Regions from separate parts of the Mus musculus genome. Here all the other regions are linked to region 2. Evidence: chromatin loops called from intact Hi-C (ENCODE). Cell type or tissue: heart. All regions are shown on one strand. Each heading gives the region's core, and the rest is flanking DNA. Links, peaks and the distances in the headings are about the cores only. Region 1 has its middle 43 kb from the start of Gm14279. Region 2 has its middle 5.4 kb from the start of Blcap. Region 3 holds the start of Ghrh (growth hormone releasing hormone).

Evidence for each region. A loop is a pair of places that touch in the nucleus more often than their neighbours do. Peaks named below come from ENCODE experiments on the same cell type or tissue, not always from the same donor. Only the 100,000 strongest peaks of a DNase experiment are listed, where the experiment ranks them.
Region 1: a loop joins it to region 2, with 6 times the contacts of the local background. A loop is called at or near these places in 21 of 42 quality-filtered maps.
Region 3: a loop joins it to region 2, with 7 times the contacts of the local background. A loop is called at or near these places in 41 of 42 quality-filtered maps.

What each region holds. Positions count from the first base shown.
Region 1 is chr2:157,475,289-157,485,473 of GRCm38, reverse strand. No RefSeq gene overlaps it. Among named protein-coding and RNA genes, the nearest start is that of Gm14279, 43 kb to the left of the region's middle. RefSeq lists an enhancer at 8,077-10,185. In heart, for the core only: a CTCF peak has its summit at 5,145; no DNase peak of the experiment used is centred there; H3K4me3 peaks cover 471 bases; H3K27ac peaks cover 3,422 bases; H3K27me3 peaks cover 360 bases.
Region 2 is chr2:157,566,671-157,576,855 of GRCm38, reverse strand. No RefSeq gene overlaps it. Among named protein-coding and RNA genes, the nearest start is that of Blcap, 5.4 kb to the right of the region's middle. In heart, for the core only: a CTCF peak has its summit at 5,141 (motif pointing right); no DNase peak of the experiment used is centred there.
Region 3 is chr2:157,337,067-157,347,251 of GRCm38, reverse strand. Ghrh (growth hormone releasing hormone) reads left to right here and starts at 597. Exons shown (of 5, transcript NM_010285.3): 1 at 597-680. In heart, for the core only: CTCF peaks have their summits at 5,527 (motif pointing left) and 8,365 (motif pointing right); DNase peaks (open chromatin) are centred at 5,511, 6,641 and 8,371; H3K27ac peaks cover 1,971 bases; H3K27me3 peaks cover 228 bases.

The DNA.
Region 1 (10,185 bases), core at 1,101-9,100, 92 kb after region 2:
TTGGTCTCTTTCTCACACCTCCTGTGATGGTTTGTATATCCTTGGACCAGGGAGTGGCACCATCTGAAGGTGTGGCCTTGTTGGAATAGGTGTGACCTGGTTGGAATGGGTGTGTCACTGTGAGTGTGGGTATAAGACCCTAGTTGCCTGGAAGACAGTCTTCCACAAGCAGCCTTTGGATGAAGACATAGAACTCTCAGCTCCTCCTGCACCATGCCTGCCTGGATGCTGTCATGCTCCCACCTTGATGATAATGGACTGAACCTCTGAACCTGTAAGCCAGCCCCAATTAAATGTTGTTTTTTTATAAGACTTGCCTTGGTCATGGTGTCTGTTCACAGCAGTAAAACCCTAACTAATACACCTCCTGACTCCACTCCCAGCCCCTGAGTCAACTATGCCCATCAGTGTAACTGCTCCTGGAACCTGCAGGGCAGACTCAGGGCTGTCCCCAGGCCTGGCCCTGACCAGCAAGGTCTTTCATTTTAGAAATCGTTATCATCTTTCTCTCACTGCTAGTATCTAAAGTTGAATTCAATTCCCCTCTGAGTTTGGTCCAGCTTTGCCCCACCCACCCACACACACACACATCTGTATTTCTCTCTACAAGCCTTGGCCAGGTCTTTGTGTTACCTATTTACATGCCAGCCAGGGAGTACCCACTACAGGCCAGTAATGGACACAGGATCCCAGTCTGAAAGGGCAGGAACGGTGGCAGGAACATGCACAGCACAAGAGCAAACATCCATGAGTGCTGGTCACATGCAAGGCTGTTATCTAACTCCTGTACAGTAATCTTGATCCCCACCACCCCTATGCAAAAGGGTACTGTCAATTTTAATCCAGTCTGGAAGAAAGTAAGGCTGAGTGAGGAGTCTACCAGAAACCGTGATCCTGAGATGCAGACCTGTCCGGTGCCAACTCCACACCCCATTGCCCATCTGAAGTCCTATCAAGAATGGCCTTCGTGGGCCTGGTTCTTCCTGGAGCCTCGAGGAGGCAGAGGAGCAGAGCTGGCTCAGGGTCAGTGCGCTGAGAACCTCTGTCTTCCAGAGCCACGCCCCTTGCTGCCCTCCTTCTTGGCTCCCTCTGTATACCAGACACTTCCAAGCAGACTACAGGCTACTGAAGGGGCCCACACCAACCAGGGCCAAGCCGGGACAAGGGAACTGGTCAGAAGCCAGACTCCAGGGAAATGTTCTGGGAAAAGAGGGCCACTTAAACTTGGGTGGCAGAAGCCAGTGTTCCAGAGGGCCCCCAACACCTGGGTACTGAGAGCATAGGGTTACTTCAGGCAGTCTGGCTTTGAAAAGGCCATCTGTGGGCTTGGGATGACCCATGTGCTAGGTGTGTGGGCCACTGAGCTGTGACATAGGACAGGGCAGGGTACAAAAAGGCAGTACAGTATAGAAAGGGGAGGAGGGGACAGGATGGATGGCTGGGACCCACTACCATGATCCAGCCAGAATAGGAAGGACAGCCATCAAGCTGGTATCTGGCTACCTGACCCCGGGATCCACTATAGCACTTGCTCCCCCGTGTACCAAGCATTCTCCACATGTGCTGTCACACAAGGTCTTAAAGCCCTTCCTGACCCCACTTTGCAGGCCAAGACACTGTGCCAGAGATGTCACTTTCCTGAGGGCCTGAGTAAGGTTTAAAGTCAGGTGTTAGACCCTGAAACCTTGGAACAGTTGACAGAGGCAACGCAAGATGGAGCTGAGATCCTTGAAGGGGGACAAGCAAAGGACAGGGAGCCTAAAGAAAGGTACTTTGTGCGGGGCGTGGTGGCGGTGCACGCCTTTAATCTCAGTATTTGGGAGGCAGAGGCAGGCGAATTTCTGAGTTCAAGGCCAGCCTGGTCTACAAAGTGAGTTCCAGGACAGCCAGGGCTATACAGAGAAACCTTGTCTCCAAAAAAAAAAAAAAAAAAAAGAAAAGAAAAGAAAAGAAAGAAAGGTATTTTGCAGTCCTCTTCAGGAGCAAGGCAGTGAGTAGCTTCTCCCACCCAGGCACTCTCCAGCCCATCCTCAGCTCTCCAGGGAATCTTTTAGAAACACCTTAAAGCCTCCGGTCCCTCAATCCCATTTCCCACAGCAAAGAACAAAGGGAGACACAGAGGGAGAAGGGCACAGTCACACCCCTCCAAAAGTAGTGAGCACAGTGGGAGGGAGAGGACACCCACTCTGGGGTGTCACCTCTGCTCGGTTAGCCCAGCTCCCCCCCTAAACACGCACACCCCAGACAGAAGCAGAGAGGTGTCACAGATGGACTTTCCAGACAAGGCCCTCCTTCCAAGCCAGGGCTCCCAAATGCGTTAGCAGGGATGCGTAAGAGGGAAAAAAAGAGCAAAGAAAAGACGCCCACGCAGAGGTGCCCTGGCACCCCAGAGCCCCCTGGCCCTCCCTCACTGGGAGGTGGACGCTGAGACGTTTTATTTTATATTCTTCTGCACGTACTTTTTGCTATTTTCTACTTTTTTTTCCACAGCGAACACGTATTCTGTCTGAAGCTGAAGGAAAAACAATAAATGTCATTTCACAAAGAACGAAGCTGTCCACGGAGCGGGAACAAAGCCCATGGGAGGCGGGAGGGCTGCAGAAGCAGTGGGAGTGGGAGAGGCAGGCAGCACACAGACAGACAGAGAGAAGCAGATAGACGGACAGACAGACACATCATCATTATTATCATCATCCTTTAGGCTCACAGCATGAGCAGAGAGTGAAATTCCAGAAATCTCTAAGGGAGAAAAAGGGTGGCGGAGAGAGGTGCAGCAGGGAGGGAAGGCTGGGGAGGGACAAACAGACACACCAGTATACCACCCCAACCTTGCACAACTTAGTAACAACAGTACAATAGGATCAGGTCACCCTCATGACGGTGACGTCCGGGATTTGTGTTGGCTTTTCTTATTACCGAGGTAACAAAGCCTTTTGTGCTCAGGGCTGACAATTCAGGAGAAAATTGTGTTCTAGTTTTTGAATAGCAAAAGTACCTATGAGTACCACATGGAGATAGGGAGAGCACGTGGGGAGGCAGCTACAGAAAGGACGCACGTAAGGGGCACACACAACGGAAGTGGGAAAGGGCTTCAGTGGGACAGGGAGGCAGAAGAAAGACAAGCAGAAGGTGACCAAAAGACAGAGAGACAGGAGCACTCCAGTGTCCTAAGAGGACTCCAGAGTGGCGGTCAGATTCAGTGAAACTCGAATGAAGAAGTGACTGAGGAGGGACGCAGGGCAGAAGCAGACTGGGGCAGGGAGAGACCAGTGGTAGTGACAGAGGTGGAGAGGGACAGAGTCCTGGGCAGATAATAAGAAAGCCTGAGACAAGGCGGAGGGGCAGGCAGCTGGGAGCAGAGCACATACAGCCCTGGGCCTGCACTGTCAGCTGATGCTGCGGACACTCTCAGGGACCATCGCCCTGGGAAAGGGGGCACTAGGATCTTCTGGCTTGCTCCCTGTATCTCCTACATGTTCCATGTTTTCCTGGAAAGAAAAGGGGTGCAGAACAAAGTGAAGCTAGAGAAACCCAGAGACGGGAGCCCCCCCCCCCCCCCACACACACCAGTGTACACACATACCTGCATAAGAGCACACAGGTATGGGAGGATTAGACGGAGGGACGTACACCAACAAGGCCAAGAGCCCTGGACCCCATGACTGTAGCACTCAGTCCACAAAGTGTTGATCCATCACCTGTCCTCTGTACAGGCTTCTGAGTTAGGTTAGGCTGCAGCCTGCTCCTTTGGAGTTCAGGCTCAACTGTGGTATTAAGTCTAGTCTGAGCCAGGGGCAAGGCAGGCAAGGGTCCTCTGGAAGCCAGTCCTAGAGCCCCAGGGGGAGGGCAGGGCGGGCAGAAAGAAGAAGGTGCTGAGAGCTGTTTGCCATGTCCAGGACTACTCAAACTTGCAAGAGCAGAAGTACACAGTGTGGGAGGGCACGGGTGGCAAGCCACACACACACACACACACACACACGAGCCAGCATCGCTGGATGAAGAGGAGCAGAGCCTGACTGGGGAAATGAGTGGAGACCCATGAGGCATGAACAGTCAGATGTGGCACATCTGGAAAAAATGAGCTGGAAGGAGATAGGCCAAGAGGAGAAGGAAGAACAGGCAGCAGAGAGAGAGAGAGAGAGAGAGAGAGAGAGAGAGAGAGAGACTGAAGACAGGGCAAGGAAAGGTGCTGACAGCTCAGCCCGCACACCAAGAACCAGGAGGGAAGAATGGGGACATGCAGGTGCGGAGGGTAGGGGCCCGAGAGCCATGGAAGGGGACATGGTACAGCAGCCCTCCCAAGCAGTGCTTTATATATACAGAGGAAATCGAGGGAAGAAGCACTTGTGAACACACACACACACACACACACACACACACACACACACACACACTGAAGGAAAGATAAAAGCCTGGCTCCCAGAGAAGAAAAACAAGATCCCCTGGAGAAGGCCAGAGGGACTCCCACACAACACCCCCTCGACTCTCCCCCTTAAATATCAAAAGAGTCCGGAGGACTAGAGCAGATAAGAAAACAGTACAGTCCTATGGACAGGCAGATAGACAGTCCTACTGAGAGAAGAGAGACCTATCTTCTCCAGCAGCATCTCCTGTGCACACATGCATCTCTGGTGCTCACTCATGTCCAGAGCCATCCAGCTAACACTAAGACATGAGAAAGGGGGCAGACACTGAGGAGGGCTGGCCTGGGACATGTCCCTCAGGAGGGCTGGCACGGGACACGCCCCTTTTCTCCACAGGTGCTGAAGGAGAGCCCCTCTTGGCACTTGAACACTACTTGGTTCATGGGACTCCGATGGACTTGCGGACGCTTCCAGCACACAGCCTGGTGGAGGCTGTTCTTGAAGCTCTTCCCCAGGGATACCTCAGAGGGAGGATGCTAAGCGCGTAGGTGTCAGACAGTTAAGAGACCCGAAGCATCGGAACCATTCACAGGTCTGGGGAGGGGACTTGCAGCCAGACGACAGCCCAAGGAGGGTCAGGCCTGACCCTATGGCCAGGGAAGGTGTCAGGTACAATGGTCCTGAGGGCAAGGTGTGTGACTGCCCATCGTATGGTGGTGACATGCCATCCCAGCTGGTGACAAAGGAGAGTGAGGTGTGGAACGTATGCCACCAAAAGGCTAAGGCCTGAACTGCACCCACCCCAGAGCTCCAAGGGACAGAGTGGACTGAAGCAGAGGAGGGACAAACCGAGGGGACTGAGGAAGAGCTGGTGTCTAGAGAGGGTGACAGAGAGATGGGGGCTAGGTGGCCAGCCAAGGGTAGCGGGAGAGACCATCAAAGAGCAGCAGTGATGCTTGGGAGTGCAGCAGTGTCAGCCAGGAAAGGAGACTGTGAGCCACTGACTCAGAGGGCCACAGTCCACAGCCAGCCTGGGTGACCTGGATCATCCCGGCCAGAGTGTGGCTGCTAAAAATAGCAAAGGTCATGGTCCTCTTGATAAGGAGTGAATCAGGAAACTCCCAGTCTCCCACGGGGGAGAGCCTGAACCCACCAGAGTCACATGGTACGTCCAACGGCCAGTGTGCTGATGGGGGACAGACAGGGAGGGGGACAGGCGAGTGGCGGTGTCCCCACACACTAGGAACACTCTCTTCCAGAAGGTGATTACAGGTTGTATGGATTTCATCTGGATTTCAAAGTTTTTAATTAAAAAAAGAAATAGCAAAATACATTGGAATTCAAAAAGTAGGGGCAAGAGGGCGGCAGTATCACAGAAAGTGCGGAGGCCCTGAGGCTTGGACAGGTGGAGGCTCAGGGAGCTAGGAAGCAGGTTGTCCCTGAGGAGAACAAAACCTGGAGGGACAGACTGGAGGTTGAGAACCAGTGGGGGCTAGGGGGGAGGCAACATGTAAGGAAGAGACACAGAGGCTACACCTAAAGGGGACCCCATTATTTGACAGCTGTGAAGTCAGACAAAGGGTGTCTTGCTAAGGACAGCAGGACCCCAGGGAAGGCCTCTCTGAAGAGGAGACACAGGAGCAGAGACCTAAAGGAGGCAGTGAGAGCAGGCAAGCCTCTGGCAACTGGTTCCAGGCAGGGAGAACCGTATGCATGAAGGTCCTGAGGTAGAAGCAGCTCATCACATTTAAGTAAAGGTTGGGCAGAGGAAAACAAGGGCTAGTGGCAGAAGAGGCTGGAGACCAGGACGAGCAGCTGGCCAAGGAAAGCTGGTGTCTTCCCGTACATGTGGTTAGTACTGGGAACTGCATTCTGTGATGGGGTGCCCTAGAGACCTTAGGGAGAACAGGTGAAGAAAAGAAAAAAAGTCCACGAGAAGCCCCAAGCAGTTCCATCCCTGTGGGACTGGATGGAATATTCAGATGAACCCCAAAAGTTCTTCCAACACTGGCTCTGCAGCAGAGGTAACCAGAGGGGAAGGGGGCAGAGTGAGGAGCTACGGGGAGAAGCAACAGGGAACAGACAAAGGCTGGAAGGAAGAAGAAAGCTTAGGAAAGAGGGAGAAAGGGAGGGAGGGAGGTAGGGAGGGAGCTAGAGAGCTGGTAGAGTGGGAGCTTCAAGGCGAGGCGAGACCCCCCCCCCAACTCCACCAGGGCTCAGGATGACGCATGCACGCAAGCTGAGCCCACGCTCAGCCATCTCAGTCAGAGCTATGACGCACTTCACTGCCTGAGAGGCCGCCAGGCACAGACATTGACATGCAAGCCCTAGCAAAGTCCCCAGGAGAGGGGCTACAAGGAAGAAGGCCACAGGGAAGGAGTAGGCAGGACAGCAGGGTGGTGAGTTCACCACAGAGAAAAGGAAGACACCTCACCACCCAGACAGAACACAGACACCCAAGTCACCACTTACACTGACAGAATGACCAGTGACCCACATAAAGATGGGCAAATAAGGCCAGCTGGGTCTACACCCCAATGCATGGAGTGCCAGATGCATGCCCATTGACACATGTAAGCTATATGTATACTGACCCACAGAGAGAAAGTCCAACACCCAGAGGTGACAGACTCCAATCTTCTGTCTGGGGCCAGAGCTCACAGAACCTCCCTCAGACACCAGACACACCCCAAGGATGGACGCAGAGAAGGGAAGGGAAGCAGAGGACATTGGGAGATGCAGATGAGGAGAGTGAGGCAGAACACGTGCTGTGTGGCCTCTCCAGCCCAAGCCAATTATCTACCTCTCGGGGCTGCCCCAACAGACACTAGTCAGTTGTTGAATAGCCCGATAGCCTGGTGAAGGGAGACCACGGGTAGCCCCTGTACCAGGCAGGTGACAGGTGTCAGGGAAGCTGGGCCCCAGAGGGGAGGCAGGATCTATTAGGGAGGACTCATAAATAGGACATAGAGGGTATGTCAATCAAGTTGGGGTTCTGAGTGAGGTGGTCGGGGCTATACTAGGGGTCTGTAGGCAAGACCAACACAAAAGTGGGGTTGCTTAGTGTAAATTAGGAGTGTTGGGAGACCTGGACTTGGGTGACAGATACCAGAGTGGTTCCTTCAGAGAGGGTGCTGAGCCCTGAAGTAGGGACAGGGTTGTTGGGCAAGGAGGAGGAGCAAGAAGGGGCTCTGGGGGGTAGAGGAGGCTGGGTTGGTGTTCCTGGAGGCTGCAGACAATTACAGCAGGGTGAGGAGAAGGGAGAAGGCCCACAAGCTCATGAGAGCCACGAGTCAGGGGGCATCAGAAAGGCCAGTGCGTCACAGGCTGAGAAGGAGATCCAGACAAGAAACCTTCCAGGAGTGGAGACAACATGGAGTCTAAGGGGACATCTGGGGGCAGGAAAGACAGGCCAGGTGAGGTGTGTGGGTCTGAGACTTGATTCCAAGATCCCAACTCAAAGCCAAGCTACACCAGGGAGCAAGGAGCTTCCAAAGGAGACGGATGACAGGAAGGATGGAGGCCAGAATCCTGTTCTGCCCCTCAGAGACAGCAAAAGAGGTGATAGAGAGGCAACAGCTGAGAAATCTGGCCAGGCTCCCCTGAAACTGTCTAGTGGGGAGTGCCCAGGAGTGGCGGGAGAGAAAGAGAGAGGGGCAGAGGTTGGAGAAGCAGAGAGGGACCAAGATGGTGAGGAGTCCCCCCTGCGTCTCCTTCCCCCTCTCTCTCCTCCCCGTCATTTCTCCCTCCTTCTCTTCCTCCCTCCCTCTCTCTCTCTCTCTCTCTCTCTCTCTCTCTCTCTCTCTCTCTCTCTCTCTCTGACATATAGCAAAGAGGCAGAATTCAGTGAAATATGGGGAGAGCAGAAAGAGACAGGAGGAAGCTAACACACACACACACACACACACACACACACACGACTCCTAAATAACTCTGTAAATACTTTTTTTAAACACCCTCACATTTGTTTGAGATTTAAAACAAATGTCAACCAGAGATGGGACAATCACAAAATTCAGAGTCAATTATCCCATGGTCAACAAGCTGTACCCTGATTTAAAGTGGAAGAGGTCAAGAAAAAGAAGGTGACACATATTCACGGGATAGGGTGGCAACTGTAGGTTCACATGTGAGGTTGCTTGGGCCACCCAGGTAAGTAAGGCCAGGACAAAAGCAACACACACAGTAGGACCACAGAGAAAGAGCAGACTGTTATCTGCAAGGAGAGACCACAAAACTCTTTAGCAGGCAGTGGGGAATTGCCTTAAGAGATGCCTGTGGCCTGCGGGGTAGGGAGTGGGAGCAGGGCTGGAAGTGAAAGGAAGAAGTGGGCCGTGAGGGTTAGGGGGCTGGGCAGTAGGCAAGGGGTCCTGGATGCCTGGACTCTGCACTGTGACCCCAAATGGGAGCCTGGAAATCATTTCTGAGTGCCAGTGAGATGACTCAGCAGGAAGAGGTACCTAGCACAAAACCTGAAGACCTGAGTTCAGTCCCCGGGACCCACAAAACAAAAGAGAAGTAATTCCCACACGTTGTCCTTGGACCCCTACATACGTGGTGTAGCACATACTCACCACCCAGACAAACGAAAACCATGTAATGTCTGAAATACAAATGACTGTCTGGAGGGATAGCTCAGAAGATAAAAGCACTTGCCACCAAGCCTGATAACCTATTTGATTCACATACCCACACACTAAATACATAAATAAAAGGAAAAAAATTTTAAATGACTCTTGAACAAACAGGAGGACGGTAGGACAGAAGGATGGGCAGGTGGGTCTTGGAACATATCGGTAGAGCATAAGCAAACCCTGTACAAAGCCTGGGAGAGCGCCCTCCTACCCCAAAGGGTCCCGGGAGAGGGGCAAGCCTGCAGGCCAGGCACACAGTACAGACAGTGGCTGGGGCTCACCCATGCTCACTCACAGGAGCTTCAGTGTGTGCTGACCAAAAGAAAATGTAAAGGGGGTGGGACCCCAGAGTGGGACAAAGGATTAGAGCAAGTGACAGAGATGACATGTTGCCAGGCAGCTACACACACACACACACACACACACACCTCTGAATGCTGCACACGCAGGGCCAGGCAGATTTCAGAAGCACCCTGGAGACAGGCAAGGCAGGGAGAGGCTCAGAGTCTCAAGTTTCCAGCGCACTTGCTCTTGGCCACACGGAAACAAAGAGCACTGAGTACCCAGATGGGCACCCATGGCCCATAGAGATGGGCATGAAAGCCACATGGCAGAAGCTGCAAGGACCCTTCTCATGTCTCCCCACCCCACCCAACCCCCCACACTCTCCCAGAGTCAGACACATGGGCGGCAGCAACAATTGCTTCACAATAGGCCCTTTCTGAAGAGCCCCGGGAATGAAAAACACTTCCAAACCAATGACGGTGACCCCAAAGCTAAGGAAGAGGAGGCAGCTGCCCAGAGCAGGGCAGGAGCCTGACCAAGAGGCCATGCCTGAGGGGACTTGAACAAGCTGGGGGGTGGGAGTGGGCAGAGATTGATGAAGAGTGCTGAGGGGCATAGAGGATGCTGCAGGCGCACAGAGGGAGGGGCTCTGCAATCACAGCTCAATTGAAACTAATCAGCGCCAGAGACACTCAGGGCTGTAACCCGGGGCAGAGACACAGGAGACAAAGAAAGACTGGGAAACAGCCAGGGAGGAGGCAGGACCCTGGAGAGGGCTGAATGCGGGGGTGTGTGTGTGTGTGTGTGTGTGTGTGTGTGTGTGTGTGTGTGTGTGTGCAAAGTCTGAACACAGGTAACATGGAATCATCTCTGTCCACGCCATGAAAGGGATCCAGGCACAG
Region 2 (10,185 bases), core at 753-8,752:
TAGATAACTTCTCTGGATTTACCGCCAAAGAACTTACCCTCTGGTCAGATGCTGGCTGGTTCTATGTTTGCCCTGGTCATAATCAACAAGGGCCTAAAGGTCCAGATGTGGGGGAGCTCACAATGGTTGGTTTTGAAACTCTTGGGGATGTGAATCCACTGGGCATTTATGATATACCCCACCAGTGACCAAAGTTTTGATCATGGTAAAATGGGAAAAATCAGAGGGAAAACTGAAAAAGGGAAACAGGTATATTGTTACCTCATTCATTAATGAAGGGGAAAAGGCCTGGGACTAGAAAATGGGAAAGAGTTGGGGTCTACAAGTTTATAACTGGTACTGGCCGGGGCCTGGGACCCAGGGGTTGTTCACTATCTAGCTATTGTGTTAACCTGACTCTAGCTTTCCACTGGGTCCCAACAAGGTATTAATAAAGCTAAATAAACCTTTGCACTGGCCTGTCCTCACCCCTACTCTCTCACCTCAGCGAAATCCCACATGGTTGCCCAAGTCAGAGCCCTTACAACTAATAGAAGCCACTTTCCAGGTCCTCAATTCCTTCCTCCATCTGAGGATTGGTGGTTATGCTTAAATGGTCACCCTGGTACTATTAAGGAATAGCTATCTCTAGAGACTACTCACAGATCACAGATGGTACTCAATGTAGATTAAAACAATCAGAGGTTAGCTGACCCTACAATCAATAATCAGTCAGGGTTTTGTATTGGAAAAAAGGTAGCCTCGGCCTATTCTCATCCCTATAAACCATACCATAGTCCCTGCTGTCACAGGGTGCATGCTGCCTGCAAAGGACATTTGGTGGGCTTGTGTCTTGGGGCTTACACCATGCATTTATGATGCTGTTATAAATATGACTGGGGATCTTTGTGTTCTGGTGCAACTTGTTCCTAGGGTGGATTACTACTCAGAGGAGGGCATTTTTAACCAACCGGCACCTCTATCCAATTGGTTAAAGAGAGTGGCCATTTCCACTGTGTTACTGGGGTCCCTCCTTAGCATAGGGCTGGCAAGAACTGCTGGCATAGGGGCCTCAACCCTAATACTTCAGGACAAAAACTATGAGGCCCTACAATGGCTATTGATACAGATTTGCAGGAGATGGAAAAATCCATCACAGCCCTGCAAGATTCCCTGTCCCCCTTGGCAGAAGGAGTCTTATAAAACAGAAAAGGCCTAAACTTGCTGTTCCTCCAGTAGGATGGACCCTGTGCAGCATTAGGAGAAGAACATTGTTTCTATGCTGACCACTCAGGGATGGTCAAAGAATCAATGGCCTTAGTCAGAAATAGATTACATGACAGAAAAGTAGAGTGAAAGCAGTCTCAGGGTTGGTATGAGTCCTTCTTTAGCTGGTCTCGTTGGCTGACCACCCCATCTCCACCCTGACTGGTCCTCTGATCCTACTGATACTGACCTGGACTGGTGGTCCCTATCTAATCAATGTTTTAGTTAGGTTTGTTAAGGAATGGACTTTTACTGTTCAATTGATGATTCTCCAACAACAGTACCAACCTATGGAAACATTTCAAGGATTCAAGATAGCCCATTACTCAAGGGGGAAATGAGAGGACTGAGGCAGGCTGACTCCATGACAGGCTCCATACTGGCAGTTCAGGAGACTAGGCCTAAGTTCCTGTTTCCCAGAACTGGGCAAGTTAGTTCCTGGGAAAACCATAGCCCATGGGCAACCAATCAGGAACTGTGTCACCATCTGGCCTGGGGCAAAAACAGAATGAGTCAGCAACAGTTTTCAGGACCCCCAGTGATGGTTCAAGAAAGACTCCAGTGCCTAGCCAATCCCAGAGACACCAGCACCCCTAGGGATAGAGCCCACCAATCAAGATAAAGGTCGCTTACCCCTCCCTCCCTGGAATTCCCCTAATCAGCTTTAAATTGAGCCTTCAAGCTCACCTCTGGGTCACCATTTTGACAAATCTTAGACCTCTGCATGCTGGATTTCTGCAGGATAAATGTTCCTTGCTTTTGCATACTATTTGAATCTGGGATATCATTCTTCATCAATTCACAGACCCTAATACTCCTCCATGGCTGGTGGGAATGCAAACTTGTATAGCCACTTTGGAAATCAATATGATGGTTCCTCAGAAAATTGGGACTAGATCTATCTCAAGACACAGCGCTATCCTTATACACTATACTCTTGGGCATATACCTAAAGGACATTTCACCCTGCCACAAGGCCACTTGATCAACTATATTCATAGCAGCCTTATTCATAACACCAGAAACTAGAAACAACCTAGATAACCCTCAACCAAAGAATGGCTAAAGAAAATTTGATACATTTGCACAATGAAGTATTGCTCAGCTGTTAAAAAACTGACATCATGAGATTTGCAAGTGTGGGATGGTAAAGCCATGCCAGGAAGTTTGGTAAGGTAGAGCGGTCAAGACCCGGAGACTCGGTGGGCACACACCTGAGGCTTAGGTTACTCCCAGCTCCCTGCTAGATTCCTGGCCTGGAACACTCTTCAAATAAAGCAACATGTCCTATGGTCACGTAGGCCCAAAACAGAGTTCTCCATGCTAATGAGGTACCTAGAAGCCTAGAGGGCTTAGCCAATAAGCTTCCCTTCCCAGACATTCCTCCCTACCTACAAAAGATGTTTCATCTCAGGCCTACCTGGAGAAGTGAGTATGGTACATTACCCATTTTCCACCCATAGCAACCAATGAACTGTTTAGAACCATGGACTCTCTTTCATCAAGATCCCCACGGGGAGACAGGGAAAAGGCATTGGACCACAGAGTTGCAACAACTCGATTCTCCGTAGAAGGCCTCTCTGCATCCTAGCCATAGCCGCCACAAAGCCTGCCTCCAACAAGCTAAGACAATCATCCCCATGGGACAATCTGGTGCTCCCCTTTCCCCTGGTCCTGGGCTAGACGCTGCCCCAGCACCAGCTCTCAGCTCCCTGACTCCATTCTCTGTTCTTCTATGACACCCAGCAATATCTGAATGTCCAAGAGTCTGAGAATCCCATGGCCCCAGCCTTGTCGCAGGTATGGAGACCCCTGAACCAGCTTCTGCTCTTCCCACATCTCAGACTGCGCTTTCCCACCCCTAGAGCAGTGTATCAGTGCTTATGAACAGCCTGGCACTCACAATGGATGTGATAAGCACAGTCAAACTCCCCTCATTCCACCTCCCCAAGAGATCATGCCCATTGGTGGGGCAGTCGCAGACTGACATGAACGTAAATGGATAAAACTAGAGAAAAAAAAAATCATTCTGAGTGTAGTAACCCAGACTCAAAAAGACAAATATGGTTTGTACTTATAGGAGATGTGGGGCGTGCCACCAGACCAGACAGAAGAACTGGTAAGGCTGAGTGAGCTCAGAAGCCAAGAATGTCACAGATTTGAGATCAAGAGTTGAACGGCTTTCTCCATGATTCTGCACCTACTCTGGAACAGATAACAAAGGCACCCCGCTAAGATGATCATGTGCAGTCAGTCAAGTAATATAAGACCTGGTGTCCTTCCCCATGCAAATAAAGCATCACTAACACCTCAAACTCAGCCAATAGGAACCACCTACCCCCTAAATCCCACCCCACTCAGGGTTTATATAGCCCCTATCCACATGAAATAAAGCACACACGTTATTTCACCGAGGATCATCTGAGAGTGGCTGTCTTTACTGAACTCTTGGGGAAGAGTTCTCTCTCCCAAAGCACTCACCGGTGGCTGGATCTTGGACCTGCCTGGCTGGGCAGGCTCACACCATCTCTGTCACTGTCACAGTAGCTGACAAGAGACACAGGACCTCAGCTACTTCATTGCTTCTTTTCTAAGAGCTGTAACACTCCAGGCAGTGGTCCAGCAAGAGAGCCCGGATGGCCAGAAGCCAAAGGCTGAACACCCAGAGACTTAGGATAGACCCAAACACAAGGGGGGGGGAGGGGGAGTCAATGAGATGATTAGTAATGATACTCTGCTATACTCATAAATTAGTGCCTGGCCAACTATCATTAGAGAGGGAGGCTTCACCCAGCAACTGATGGGAACAGATGCAGAGACCCACAGCCAAACATTAGGCAGAGCTCAGGAAACCCCATAGAAGAGTGGGAGGAAGAACTGTAGGTACCAGAGGGGCCAAGGACACCACAAGAACATGGCCCACTGAATCAACCAAGCAAGGTTTATGGGGGCTCACAAAGGCTGAAGTGACACTCGTGGAGCCTGTATGAATCGGAGCTCAGTTCTCTGCATATGTGTTGTGGCTGTGTAGCTTGGTGTTCTTGTGGGATTCCTAACAGTCAGACTGGGGGTGTCTCTGATTCATTTGCCTATTCTTGGAGTCATTTTCCTCCTGCTAGGTTGCCTCTTCCACTCTCAATACGAGAGTATGTGTTTCATCTTAATTGTAACTTGTTAGGTCTTGTTTGGTTCATATCTCTTGGAGGCCTGATGTTTTCTGAAAGGAGATGGAGGAAGAGTGGATCTGGTGAAAATGGGAAGTTGTTCGGAGATGCTTGGAGGGGGGGGGTGCTGTGGATGGGATACAATGTATGAGAGAAGAATTTTTTTTTTAAATACTCTGACAAAAAAACAAGAGAAGGAGAAAGGGTTTGTATTTGCTCACAGATGGACACAGGGAAGTCAAGGCAACAGTAACTTGAAGTATCAGGTCAGGGCACACTCACCATCAGGATGCAGAGTGGGTAGTACAAGCTCCTTTTCCTACACAGTCCAGGATCCCAACAGGACTCATTGCCAGCCCCCTCAACACAATCTTTGCCAACCCACACTCCACAACTGATCCTCAGTCCTGAGCTCATTGCTCCTCCATCTCCCGGCTCCTTTCAAAGATTATATATTTGTGTTCTGCGTGAGGCCAGGGGTATGAATTTTCACGTCCTCAGAAGGGTCTGGTATAGAGGAACTAAAGTCTAGGATTTAGGCTTCAGATCCATATGGCCTAGATTAAAATCTAGCCACCACCTGTGTCTAGGCATCCTCAGCCAATGCTCTCCACCGTTTCATCTTGTGTAAAATACATACAAATAAGTCTACATGTTACAAAATCGCACTGAAAGTTAACTTTGGCATTTGAGGTTTTAAAAAATCCGGCAGTTCTGCACCATACCGCTAGGTGTCACCACAGACTTGGCTAAAATACTTCCTTCTTGCTTTCCCAAGTGAGAGAGTCCTAAAAACTGAGTCCTAAAGCAGAGGGCAGCCCTGGGAAGGGCTACTCCATTTGAATATATGTCTCTAAAGGTCACTTGAGGACAAGACCTAATCTGCACACTCAAAAGTTATCTGGTAAATTCATGGGGCCAGGCTTTGGGGGAGTCCCACACCCCACCCCCACTGCACTTTGATTGGTGCTTAAAGTGCTACTTGTAGGAGACCAACGGGTCAGCACTTGCTGACTCTGGTGACTTGAATAATAACCCCTATAGGTTCATAGGGAATGGCACTATTAGGGGGAGTGACCTTACTGGAGGAGGTGTGGCTTTAGGAAGTATGTCACTAGGCAACGAGTGGGCTTTGAGGTCTCTGAAGCTCAAGCCAAGGTTCAGTGGCTCACTGTCTCTCCTGCTGCCTGTGGATCAGGATGAAGAACTTTCAGCCCCTTCTCCAGCACCTTTGTCTGCCTGCACACCACCATGCTTCCTGCCATGACAATAATGGACTAAACTTCTGAAACTGTAAGTCACCCCCAGTTAAATGTTTTCCTTTGTAACAGTTGCTATAGTCACAGTGTCCCTTCACAGCAACTGAAGGCTGATGGGGAGGACTTTGACAGGTCACTACAGAGGAGGGGACACCACCTCCAGAGGAGAGTAACAGGGTCTTCTGGCTGCAGTATGAAGGACACCTGTGATCTCTGTTGCTGTGATTAAAAAAAAAAAAAAAACAAACAAACAAACAGTAACAAAAACCTGACAGAGAGCAGCTTAGAGAGAGCCAGGTTACAGAGTGTCATAACTGGGGATGGGGTGGGAGAGAAGGTCAAGGTGCCAGGAGCTGGAAGCAGCTGGCCACACCAAGTCCACAGTCATAGGCAGGGAGAAATGAATGCATACAGGCTTGGGTGCTCACTGACCTTTCTCTGCCTATACAGTCCAGGTTCCAAAGCCAGGGAATGGTGCCACCAACTTCCAGACCAGGTCTTCCCATATTAATTAAAGCAATCAAGAGCATCTTCCACAGACATGCCTATGGGCCAACCTGCTTTAAGTAAGTCCCTCACTGAGACTTTTTCCAGGTGATTCTTGGCTACGTTGGCAAAACTAGCCATCACAAGGACTGTTTGGGGTTTCACAGGAGTCAAAACAGAGAGGCCAGTACAGGCCTGAGGGAGGGAGGGAGGGAGGGAGGGAGGGAGGGAGGGAGGGAGGGAGGGAGGGTGGGTGGTGATCAGGACCAAACTTTGGCAGTGAAGACAAAAAGGTCTAAAGGAGACAGGGATCCCCAAGGAAAAGACTAGTTTCAGAGGGGGTGCCGAGTTGAGGAAAGCAGGTGTCCTGGTTGGCTGCCAGGTGGACGGGGAGAATTTCGGAGGCCTTGGCAGGAAGTCAAGGTTGGCTTAGCCCAATTTTAGGGCAGAAAGGGTTTCTGGGTCATTCCAAATCCCAGGATCCAAATGGAGCAAGCCTGAGGGTGGAAGCAACCAGAGAAACCAAGCGGAGGTGAGAAGCCATGCCTGCCTCCAGCTCTGCAGTTCCCATAAGAAAGTTGGCCACTGGGGCTTTGGCAATGCCCACACCGCCACAGAAGTACTAGGAACACTTTCTGACCCTTGTTTTGGGATCTGTATAAGTACAGAGCTTTTCTATACCCACCCTTGTTTTGAATACTGACATGTATACCTTATATTTACTAATAAGCTTCAGACACTATAGCCGGGCAGGTTCTGAGCTATTCCAACCCGACAAAGCTGGCCTTAGACTACTTCTCAGACTGCTTTCCAGCCACATGGCCTGATACCTGCCCTTGCCTTGACAACACCTCCTTCTTCTTCGGCTTCCCAGTGACGGCCACTCCCTGGTTCCCCACCTGAGACTGGCTCCCTCTCTCTGAGCACAGAGGTACCACCTTTTCCTTTCCTGCCCAGCTGTAAGCTGCTCAGCCCTTTATTTTAAACAATCAGAAGATTCTGGGATACAATGTTTTACAACATACTGAGTCTCAATTCCTATTTCATAATAATGACAACACCAAAGTCCAGATTGCAACCAGATCTCTGGATTCAGAAATCAGTGTCTGAATACACAATGACCGAAAACATTCCCCAGCAGGGTCTTTTAAAATATGCTTTTCCTTTTTTTTTTTTTTTTTTTTTAATTTTTTATAGGACCATCGAATGTTTCCCTTGAGACCTGAGCCAAGTCTTTGCTTGGTCCCTTCCCCTCCAGACCCCCTGAACCCACTAATTTGATTGCTATCACCTCTGTTCAGTATCATCAACTCTTGAGCTAGACAATGGGATCCTGCTTTTTGCACTGGTGTGGGTCCAGCTCTTTCTAACCCGCATCCTGTATATGTCAGATTAATCTGTAGTGCTTTAGTGGTTTGTTACATTTATGCATAAAATATGTGTGTCAGAGGGGATTGGTTCTAAGGCCCAAATATGAGGATGCTGCTCAAGTCCCTCATACTATGGTGCAGCATCCACAGGCTCCCCACACACCTCCTCTACACTCCAGCTCTAGAAAACTGAGCTAAAACTGGTTTGGGACCACCCCAGGACCAGGGTACATAATTTACATATCAAAACAGACCTGGCCTCCAGGTTCTCCCAGCATCCCTCAGTCCCCTCCTGGCCCCCAACCCTGAACTTTCCAGCCCAGGGGCTGGGCTGCTCTTCCCTCAGTGGCTCCTCCCTATAGAAATCCAGACATTTTGCTCCCTCGAGCTCTCTCTTTCCCTCCGTCCCTTTCTCCTTCCCTTCTGTCTCCCACTCCCCATGGGGACTTTTCCGGCCTCGTTCCTTAGGGCCAGTGAATTCACCAGAGAGCAGCTTCCCAATAAACCTGCCTTCAAAATATTCTAATCTGGCTTGAATTGGCTCATTTCACTGGCGGCAGAGAAATAACCTATCAAAATCCTGTAAGTGCGATAACAGCTCTTCTGTTTTCAGGCAGTAATTTGAGTTGCCCCCATTCAGTGCTCAGACCGCTATTCATTTAACAAGAGCTCCCTGGCCCTCTGTTTTCTTCTGTTGTTAGATGACAGAAAACCAGGTACAGGTAAAGGACTCATAAGCAATTAAACATGAGGGTCACAGCCCAACCCGCTGTGGTCTCAACCCATCCCCGCTCAGGTGTGACACCTGGAACTGGGATCATCTTGTGCCCATGAACTGAAGGATAACAGAGTGTTGGAAGAAACCCAGGTCCTCTGAGACACCAAGCCATTCCATGTATCCGCCACTCATTTCCTTTTTTTTTTTTTTTTTGTTTTTGTTTTTTGTTGTTGTTTGTTGTTGTTTTTTGAGACAGGGTTTCTCTGTGTAGCTCTGGCTGTTCTGGAACACACTTTGTAGACTAGGCTGGCCTCAAACTCAGAAATCTGCCTGCCTCTGCCTCCTGAGTGCTGAGATTAAAGGTGTGCACCACCACGCCCGGCCACTCATTTCCTTTTTTTTTTTTTTTTTAAGATTTATTTTTTATTATTATATCTAAGTACACTGTAGCTGTCTTCAGATGCACCAGAAGAGGGCATCAGATCTCATTACAGATGGTTGTGAGCCACCATGTGGTTGCTGGGATTTGAACTCAGAACCTTCGGAAGAGCAGTCGGTGCTTTTAACCACTGAGCCATCTCGCCAGCCCCTCCTTTTTAAGGCAGTAATTTACTGTTAAGAAAGAAAGAAAGAAAGAAAGAAAGAAAGAAAGAAAGAAAGAAAGAAAGAAAGAGAGAGAGAGGCAACATGAAGAACAGGCTACAGAGCCATCTCATTCCCGAATCCAAGGTGTCCAAAGTCTCCCACGTGAGTCAGCACCAGCCAGCTCCACTCCACGGAACCCCTGCTTCATGGACCAGCCTGTGGCAGTAGGGACAAGAGAGTCTGCTGCACCCCGCTTCTGCAGTTCCTTTCCCAGCTCCTCCCTAGATCACCATTGGCCTCCTTCCTTCCTGCCTTGGATCCCCTTGGCTTCTAGACACTACCAAGACCCGTGTGCTGAGGGAGGCCCACCAGCCCTTATACAGGTCCACTCTCTCCATCCACGGTGTGCCCAGGCATTTCCGCTACTGAGTTCTCTGTCCCACTTCTGATTGTCCCCTAGCAGCCTGTCTTCGGGCCTTTCCACCCTGGCCAAGGGCTCTTCACCTCTTCTTCATCCCTACAGCCACAGCTTAGGAGTCAATGCCTGTGCCTCAGTATGTGCTTCCCGCACCCAGTTTGATATGATCTCTTCTAGCTCCCTTAGTCACTACCTGTCTGAGTCACCATGACTTTGTGTCTGGAAAGATGTTCTGGTTGCTTAACTGGCTTCCTGTCCCAAACCTCACTTTCATGTTTTCTAACCCTGAAAGTCAATGGCCTCGGAGAGACCCAGATTTCTTTTCATTGCCTCGAAGAACATAGCTTCCCATGTCTCTCAAGACAAAAATTCAAATTCATGACCAAGGTACCTGTCATATTCCTTGTTCACCTTCCACCCTTAGGGTTGTCACCTCCATGTCTGGAACAAGACCCCTCACTCACACAATGCACAAACTCAATATGCCTAAGACGGCCCCAACCCTCGCCCACTCCAGACACCAGGATTCCACTCATTTCTCCTCTCTTTACTTTGCCTCCTAGTGCCTTCCACGATGCCTAATTACAAATCATGTACTGGTGCGACTACAAGTGGTTACTGGGTGGTAGTCTCTCCACTATCCCCCGACACTCACTCTCACCCTGGTGACTGAGAAAATTGGGGTCAGGAGTAGAATTGTACCTCCTTAGCCTCTAGCACTGCGCTTGCGCACAGTATGAGGTCAGGAACGTGGCTAATAAGCTAGTAAGTGACCACACTGACTCATCTAGACATTAACAAGCCTGGGGCAAGCCATTTCCTCACCAAGGAGGAAGCACGTCCTCAGCCCGTGGTTGAAGGGCCAGATCTGAGCCACGAGAAGTTTTCCCAAAGTACACAAATCACAAGGTGCTAAGGATTCTGCGGAGTTACGCTCATC
Region 3 (10,185 bases), core at 926-8,925, 230 kb after region 2:
CTGGAGGTGATAGAAACCTCAGGCTGTTGTGAGCCCAACAAGAACAGACTCTGGCTGGGCAATGGTGGTGCATGCCTTTAATCCCAGCACTTGGGAGGCAGAGGCAGGCAGATTTCTTAGTTCGAGGCCAGCCTGGTCTACAGAGTGAGTTCTAGGACAGCCAGGGCTACACAGAGAAACCCTGTCTTGAAAAAACAAAACAAAACAAAACAAAACAAAACAAAACAAAACAAAACGAACAGACTCTGGAGGCAGGCTTTACTGAGCAACTCATTCAGTTGAGGAGCACAAATGCTATTTAAACTTTTGGGGAGTGAGTAGGGGCACTCAGAGAGAATGTGCATCACTGGCCAAGGCCACAGTGAAGGGAATATTTTATTTGCATGAAAAGGACCTGAGGTGCTTGCTATCTGGACATGACCTTACTCAGAGAGGAAATTTAACCTATAACCCGAAAACTGGTGATGACTACCTCAGAGTAGCAGAAGTGGAGCCAAAAGGCCATGTACGTGCTCTGGAACATACAGGCCCAGGGCAGAGAAGGAGGAGTCCTGCTCCTGCTGGCCTTAAGATGAGATCGTCAGGGCCTGGGCATCACTGGTGATCCAGGCCGGCTCTCCAGGTCGCAGGTCTCTCCTGGTTGCGGCTCCCTGCTCATCTGGCTCCCACAACATCACAGAGTAAGTAGACATGTAAATTTTGAACCTAGCTCTCCTGCTGCCGCTACTGAGGGACAATATCCTCACTAATTGGTTCATAGGAGTTCACAGACCTCTGATGAACAGCAATATGGCTAAATACCCTTCCTTGTGAAGTGCACGGAACTGCATAGCCTGGGTGGGAAATGAGCTGGGTCCATCTCTTTTGTTGCATTTAGCCATTCCTCTTTTGTTATTTTTATCTGATTTGGTTCACTTCAGACCTGGTACCCGTTTCTTATTTATGACTAAAGGCCCCTGGGTGAGAAAAATGGAATCAAGAAAACCGTTTTTCTTTTATGTTCTACAAATGTTTCTATACCTCATTCCCACCACCCTTTAAAATAACATTTCCTTCCCAGGCCCCCCCCCCAAAAGCTTCTAAAATCCCTGCCTTTCCAATCTCCTCTTCACCTTGGCTATAATTATCTTGGGAGAATTTAAATTCCTTATCATGGGTTTGTGATGGCTGTGGCTTAAGGACCGTTGGCCTGGCTTCCATTCTGAGGCTTCGTCAAATTGCCCTCTATAGGAATTACCGTTAGACTCTTTCTTTCCTTAAAGGATGATAATGGGATTGTGACTCTGTTAAAGAAAGAACCCTTCTCTTGCTTGAGATACGTGCTGAAATATTTACCAGTCTGGGATTTGCTTCAAAACAGTCCAGTGAGGGAGATGACAAACACCACAATTGCTCGCTGAAATTGTCAGTCTCCTCCGGCTTTCTCTCACGGATCTTCATTCCTTTTCTGGTGCTGAGGGTGGAACCCGGGACCCCAGGGATGCTCCGTCGGGGTTCTCCCACTAAGCAGTTGCCCTCCTCTCTTGCAGGGACCCATTTGTTTCTTCTCCCTCTCACCCCCCAGGCTTCAGATCTGGATGTTGTGAACCTGAGGGTGGGGTTTGCCTCTGGGAGACTCAGACAAGAAGAGAATCTTAGTTTTGAGATCCCATCTCTATGGGATGAGCATCTGCTCCTCTGGGTCCAGGCTGACAGAGCAGCTGCTTCCTCCCTGGGATCTTTTCAATTCCTTCCTTCCTTCCTTCCTTCCTTCCTTCCTTCCTTCCTTCCTTCCTTTTATATCTTTATGTAATTACACTGTAGCTCTCTTCAGATACTCCAGAAGAGAGAGGGAGTCAGATCCCATTACAGATGGTTGTGAGCCACCATGTGATTGCTGGGATTTGAACTCAGGACCTTCGGAAGAGCAGTCAGTGCTCTTAACCACTGATCCATCTCTCCAGCCCTTTTGACTTTGTTATTAGTGTGTGTGTAGAGGTCAGAGGACAACTTTGCAGGGCTGCCCCCTCTCCTTCTAACTTATGCGGGTCCCAGGGATGGAATGGAAGTGCTTGGGTCTGCGTGGGAAGCACCTTTATCTGCTGCGCCATCTCACTGGCCTGGATTCCCTTTTTCTACATCCACTTCCACTGTCTTGAAGGTAGGTGTAAATTTACCAAGGTCTCCCCATCCCCACCCTGCTTCTGACTCCTGTGCCCTTCAAGGAAGGAAGGGAGGGAAGAAGGAGGCAGCTTAGAGAAGCAACTCTCACTTCCAAGATCTGGACCAGACCCAGCCACCTGGTCCCCAGGGTTTCTTGGAGGTCTCATGATACTCCAATCCCAACATGTGCAAATGGTGCTCCCATCCCTTCCTTGATCCCCACAAGCATCCTGACCCTCCCTGCAGTCATCCGTAGACTCAGTGGGCATCCTTTCCCTTCACTTCTCTCACCTGGCTGCTCTGCTATGCTCGGCAAGGCTGTACTGGTCCAGGCTGTGCTGGTCTTGGCTGTGCTGGTCCAGGCTATGATGGTCCAGGCTGTGCTGGTCTAGCCTATACTCATCTTGCGGAGCCTCCCTTAGTTACCTTCCACCCTTGCACTGCTTCAGGCCCTAGGCTCACTGGCCTGGGCTTCCTGACTGGATTCATTTCCTTCAGGCTGCTGCCAATGTTCTGCCTCCCAAACCATCCCACCAGGCTTCTAGAGCCTCCAGTGGCCTCTCTCTGTGGAGAACAAGAAATGACTAACTTCCTTAGTGTGGCATTTGATATCCTGCATAGCTTAGTCTAAATTATCTATATTTCCTGCTGGTGGAGCCACAAACCCAGGTTCATATCAAAATAAATCAGGGCCTTGATTAATACTCCAGAATCCTAGGCCCTACCCTAAACAGTTGAATTAGGAATCAATCAATCCATCCGAGAAGCACACAAAGGACCAGACGACACGGCGCTCAATTGGGAATTAGCTATGTAAGTCTGAGCACTGGGACTCAGATCCCCAGAATCTAGGTCAAACAGCATCCCTGTAAGTTTAATTCCCGGCGACTTTGCTGACCAGCCGATCCAGTGGAATTGGTAAACACCAGGTTCAAAAAGAATGTCTTGGAGAATAAAGTAGAGAGCCTAGAGAGATGGCCCAGCAGTTGAGAGTGCTTGTTCTTCTTGCAAAGGACCTGGGTTCAGTTCCCACCTATCCCTCACATTGGGCAGCTCACAGCTACTTGTAACTAATTATAGGGAATATAATGCTTTTTTCTGGCCTCCACAGATACTTGCACATATATTTGAGACAGGGGCCCTCTACCTAGTCCTGGCTGTCCTAAAACTCAGTATGTAGATCAGGCTGGCCTCAGAGGCAGAGATCTGCCTGCCTCTGCCTCCCGAGTGCTGAGACTAAAGGTGGCACATGCCACCATCACCCCTCTATAATTCTTTTAAAGCCTATATTTTAGGAAGTAAAAGCGGGGAAGTGATGGGGGAAAAGCCCTGACACTGACCTCTAACCTCTGGCTTCTGCCCATGTGTGTGCATACCTGTGCATCTTCGATATACATGAGCCTCTACACACACACACACACACACACACACACACCTGCAACACACAGGAACCTACACACCTACACAAGTACACATACAGGAAAGATCCGAGGGCCTTCCCTCCAGCCACAGTAAGTCACGCCCCTGGACTTAGCTCTCAGGGACCTATTTTCTCACTTCTCTCTGAGGCCAGGTCTCAAAGCCACACCCTTCACAAAGCCCCTGCTGCTGGCTGACAACCTGAGCCTGCGCGCACTCAGCTCGGAGAGCACTAAACACTCTTCTGTCACAGAGGGAGCAGCAAGTGTGCCTGTCACACTGTAAGCAATTTTCTGCTTGCCTTCCTGTCTAAAGTGGAAGCTCCACCAGGGCAGGTCCCAGAACACCAGGGGTCCCCGAGGCCTCCCTCAGCACAGAGCAGTGCTTCATAAATATCAGTCCATTCCATCGCATCTTATTCTTCCTGGTTCCTGACCACCAAGCACCAGAGGGTATTGTCTGATGGGAAGATACAAAAGGACAGATGGAAGCTCAAAGGGACGATGAGATGCGCAAATCAACTAGCGAATGCCTTCTTATTGTTTAGCATTCTGGAATGCTTGTCTATAAGAGATCCATCTGAGAGAGCTGTAAACTGGGTCAGAGCCTGGCTCTGTGGGCTCCGGGCTTCATGAAGTTACCACATCTGAAAGGTTCTGGTGTTAATCAAAAGCTAGCTATTTATTTATTTATTTATTTATTTATTTATTTATTTATTTATGTGTGTGTGTGCGCGCACGCACGCGCACCAAGCAGCATTATATATACGGAGGTCAGGGAAAACTTGTGTGATGAATGCATGTGAAATGCACAGAGCCATCTTCCCTCACAGTACCCCTGTCACAAACCACGGGAAAGTGTTAATCTTATCACATTGAGAACTCTACCTGACAGGATCTACAGAGACATCCACTGGCTCTACTCCATGGGAAATCTGCTATCTGTTGTAGGGCTGGAGGATATTTGCCTCAGGGTGCTGTAGCTGGGCCAGGGTGGTTACAGTGTTCTGGAATGAAAGGCAAATACTTGTTTGACTCAGGCCCCTACTTACTGTCTGTGTGAGACTAGACATAGCATTCTGCTTCTCCGAGGTTCAGCTTTTTCGGTCCTGCAGTGGGAGCCCTAGGTGTTCCTAATCCTGACGGCTGCTGAGTGGTGAAGTCATGCATGGATGGATATCACCAGCTGGGCTGTAGTTCAGGACAACTGGGATTCAGTAAATGACAGGGAATTGCTGGCCCCAGGTGACAGGGCTAGAGCTTCAGGCTGAGTCCTAGCCATGAATTCTGGCTTCTGGAGTTTAGTAGCAGAGCTACCAGGGAGCCAGGTGGGAGTGGGGCTGGGTGTGGCAGGGCTGATCTTGGGCTAAATGACTGGGAGTGGGTGAAAGTGGGGTTGGAAGAAGAACTCAGACATCTTGCTTCTGGTTGCTGGTGCTAGGCTACTAGGTCCTTTAACTGAAGTGGAACCACGGAGCGGAAATGAAGCCATATTAGAGCCCTGACGTTTTTATGTCATGGAAAACTGAGAACTGGATTCAGACAGGACTTTGGGGTTTGCCTATGATGGGGAAAATAATAAGAACGTCCACTTCTCTACCGCAGAACCGATTGTCGCTAAGACATGCTAACCCTGAGACTTCGGAGGAGATCCCATTAGAAGCTCCCTCCTTACTGACTGACACATGTTCTTGGTCCTGAGGTGTGCTGAGAGACCTGGGTGATATACCCTGGTCCTGAGGCAGGGCTTGAGCCAGGATGTTCCCCTAAATGGAAACACAGCTAAAAGCTTGGGTATGAACTGGGAAGAGGAAGATGAAGGGGCTTGGGTGGCAGAGTGAAGGATGGCAGATCTGATCAGAACCTGCTTTGTTAATGGGATTTCATAGGGAACAAAGCCCCACACAAGGGGGCTTCTGACATTGAAACAAAGCCTGACACCACCAAAGACTGGAGAACAGCGCCACCTTCTGGCTGCCTGAGGCTATGACCCTTCTCTCCGGGAAGACTCCCAGGGCTTTTAGGGAAACCATCTAATGTCTGATGTCTTAGTGTCCTAGAACAAAAACGACCCATTTGAGCTCATTTCTGGTGAGCCTGAGATTGTGCTCTCTTACCAACTCCCCCTCCTCACCAACACACCTGCTATTCGGACCCGGATCAGCTTTGGTCCCCAGCATCTGGAGGGGCTTAGAGAAAGAAAGCGCCCCGCCACACACCCCACCCCTGCACACACACACACACACACACACACACACACACACACACACACACACACACTATAAAATCATCCAACCCCAGGGGAGATCCCACCCCAGGCTGGGAGAATGTTTCTTGGAGAGACAGGCCAAGGAGATGTAGAGACAGGCCCCATGTAGGGACAGTAGCCTTGTAGCATGAGGCTTGGATTAACTCTATTCACCCTATAGCCAGCCCGGTATACATTTATAGCTCATAGTTCCCCTGCCACAGTGAGATATTCTAAGCAAGAAGAATTTACTAGAACTGTTACATAAGGGGGCAGCACTTTCGAGTAACCCGGAGGTGTTACACAGAGACAACTGTGCATCGCTGAGCTACAATTCCAGTCCCCTTTAAAATTTTTATTTTGAAAATTACCTAGGCCGGCCTTGAACCCTCCTTGACCTTGTGGTCCTTCTACCTCCATCTACCGGGATGGAGGATGCTGGGATTAGAGACCAGCTTGGATAGGCAAGTCTTGACTTTGCCTCTTCATTGGAGACCTCCTTGGATACAGGCTGGTTTTTTTTGTTTGTTTGTTTTTGTTTTTTGTTTTTTAAAAGGGGGGGGGCTTCAGCATTACCACCCAGCCAATGCGCCTTTTCTGGAGGAACCATACAGACTAGGAGAGAGGACCAACCAGGCCAGTTTACAGAAAAAGAAACCAAGGCTCAGAGAAATCAAGTGACTTGTCTGGGGCCACCCAGAAAGGCTACAGTAGCCAACACTGGTGGCCTGGCTCTGACATAACACACATGTACATCCACGTGACCCTTGCTACTGAGGACTCCATAAACAGACCCAGAAGGGCAAGAGAGTCAAGGGAACCGGGAAGTCCAGGGTCTGGGACTTCTCCATCTCCTGCACAGTGCTCTGGGGCAGGCTGGGAATGCTTCCATCGTTCACACAAAGTGGGGTCTGAGGCCCACAGATAGGCCCCCTTTGTTCATGGGCTCTCCCTCCCCACTGCCTGCCCAGCCTGCAGCAGCCACCTCTTTGAATGGCTGGCTCTCACACTGGAAATTTGCAACACAAATGTGCGGCCTGTCTCCCTCTCAGCCTGTCCACCGCTGCCCCAGCCTTTGGGGGGACTTCTAGAATCCACCTCTCTCTGGGGTGCTTTCTTTTTTGTTTCAGCTCAAGCCCCTAGACACCAACACAATCACTAATTAAGGTCGGGTTAAAAACACATCTTGGGAAGGAGCCAGTGCTGAGCGAGGCCAGCCAGCCAGAGCGGGGTGGTGGGAATCGGAGGTGGAGGCTGGATTTTTATTCTTGAGACTCTGGCTTTCTCACCCCATTTTAGTAGGCTTGTCAACAAATAAAGCCTGTTAGTAAGATGGCTTCCAGCTTCCCTAACCATTCCGCTTGGCTTTCTGAGCTCAGGACTGGCTGGAAATTGTTGCTAAGACACAGCCTGTCTCCACTTCCTTACCGGGGAGGCAGGTGTCATGACCCCACCTTGCAAACGCAGTAACTGGGGTGCAGAAGGATGAAGTGCCCTGTCCAGATTCCCTCGTGGGGCAGAGCGTGGTTTCATAGGAACTCACTGGCCGCCTCCTTTCCCAGCTGAAGAAGTGCTTCCTGGTTAAAGTGACCTTTCCTTCTCCCTGCAATTCTTGAGCGCTTTTGTGTGTTTTTGGAATTGAAGCTTCTGCTTCTCACAGCCCTCTGATGCTGGGTCTCCTTATTTCTCAAGGCCCAAATCCAGCTCAGAGGACAGAGACCCAGACATTCCCAAATGGCGGAAATGAGACCTTGGCGCTCAGGATCACTAGTGCAAAGAGCGCTGCAGCCTGGGGGTGGTGGGGGCTAATTAGATGTTTAGTAAGAGTTTGTAAGAGAAGGAAACAAATGCTGGATTAAGAACTGGCCAGCAGTAGTGCTCCCTCGCCCTGGAGGGAATGCAAAAGGCACAACTTGGGTCTGGAGGACAGTTTGTTAGTCAGTCCCTCTTCATCCTCTTCCTCTTCTTCCTCCTCCTCCTCCCCCCTCTCCTCCTCTTCTTCCTCCTCCTCTCACTCCTCCTCCCCCTCCTTCTCCTCTTCCTCCTCCTCTTCCTTCTCTTCCTCTTCTTCCTCTTTCTCCTCCTCTTCCTCCTTCTCCCCCTCCTCCTCCTTTTCTTCCTCCTCCTCTTCCTCCTCCTCCTCTTCTTTCTCCCCCTCCTCTCCTCTTCTTCCTCCTCCTCTCCCTCCTCCTCTCCCTCCTTCTCCTCTCCCTCCTCCTCCTCTTCTTCCTCCTCTTCCTCTTCTTCCTCTTTCTCCTCCTCTCCCTCCTCCTCCTCTTCTTCCTCTTCCTCCTCCCCCTCCTCCTCCTCTCCTCTTTCACTTGCTGAGACACTTTAATGCTTGGCAGCTTTTTGAATATTCAAAGTATTCTCTTACTGCACAACAACGGTTCCCCTCCTAGAACCCTCCAAGACGAATGGATTTGCCCATTCTCACTAAGTCTTGCCAAGATTGATAATTTTAAGACACAAGTTTTATTTATTTATTTATTTATTTATTTATAATTTTGTGCATGGGGGTGTTTTGCCACAAGTAGGTCTGAGCACCCTATGCATGCAGTACCCACAGAGGCCAGAAGAGGGCGTTGGGATGCCCTGGGACTGGAGTTAGAGATGGCTGAGTCACCCTGTGAGATCAAACGTATGTCCTCAGAAAGAGCAGCCTGTGCTCTTGATCACTAAGCTCCAGCTCTGTGGAGTGAATCTTAATGTACAGCCTCCAACAAGAATGAACTTAAAGGTTCCTCAGGGTGCGTGGATAAGCAAGCTGTCAGAGACACACAATGGGAGAAAAAGGACTTCATTCCTCTGATCACAAGCCCTTTACAGACTGAGCTGTCTCTACTCTGCCTGCTTTTGAGCAGGCTCCTTGCTATATTGCCCAAGCTAGCCTTGAACTCCTGGACTCAGCCTCCTAAAATGCTGACACACCGGAAGCTGGGCATGGTGGCACATGCTTTTAATCCCAGCACTCGGGAGGCAGAGGCAGGCGGATTTCTGAGTTTGAGGCCAGCCTGGTCTACAAGCTGAATTCCAGGACAGTTAGGGCTATACAGAGAAACCCTGTCTCAAAGGAAAAAAAAAGTTGGCATATCGGATACACACACTCCAAGACTCAGTGAGGCCCTTAAGAATCTGTTTTATGAGCTCTAGTTATATAGATGTCCAAAGAAAAGAAACTTTTAAAACCTTTGAAAGCTGTTATTCCCAGGTACAGAGACTGTCGCCTTAAGGGTAGAAGGAGCTTGCAGGGGTCAGAGAGGTTGTAAGTGACAGAGTGGAGAGAAGGCAGGTCTCTGACCTCCATGTGGATCTCTCTCTGCTGGTCCACAGGGTCCCATGAGAAGCCAGCACATTTGCCTCAGCCACTTTAATGCCTTTCTTGAGAATGCTTAGCTACAGGCTAGAAAAGTCTGGAAACATCACAGTTCTCCCAAGGTCCCCATCTCTTCTCTCTCCCTTCACACTTCTCTGAGGCAGCTTCAGTGTCGGGCTGTCCTGACACATTACAGAGGTTGCTCCAGGGTTCGGCTGTCAAAATCTGCCTGTTGACGGCAGCAGCTGGTATAAATCAAACCCAGGGACATTCTGATAATTGGATGACAAGGGAGACGGTGAACAATTTTCCCCACTAAAGGGGAAAATAAAACCACTTATTGGTAATATTGTCTACTCCATAGTGAAATAAAGTTACGTGTGGACAAAACAGAATTATAGGAACTTGGAAAAGCACAGTTTGGGGGAGTGAGCAAAGCCATGACATGGTTGCAAATATAATTAGTAGAATCTTAGCGTCAGAATAATCATTCAACATTATATTCTGTTCACCCCCACAAAGACGAAGGAAAAGTTCAGTATGAGTCTTAATTAGTGGGGGCACAGAAACCACTTCCCTCCATTAATTTGTCCGATGCTAAAAACGGCACGTTTGGTTGACCTCTGCGCAATCGACTCTCTGACGCTGACAACACTTAGGAAAATGAAGGTATAAAAGGGAATTACGGCGGTGGCTGGAGCAGATGCCCAGTCTGCGGTCAGTGGGACCTGAGCAGAACCTCAATCGGAGAGAGATACCTGTCACCTCGGAGGTGAGAGGGGGCGGTCCTGGGGGTAGGGACGGATGGGGGCAAGAAAAATTGATCTCTCACCAACTCACAGAAACCAAGTCAAATGGCCCATGGCCGGCCTCTGTGTCCACAGGCTGGTGAGGATAGATAGTACCTGTTCAGAGTGCAGTGTCCCCTCAGGAGAGGTCTAGTGGTTTTGGGTGGCTTTGGGTGGCTTTGGGTGGCTTGGTTGGCTTTTGGTGGCTGGTGCCATGTGGTGAAGGCATGGTGCTTGGACACATGGAGAAGTGGCAGGCAAAGGGGTTGCAGG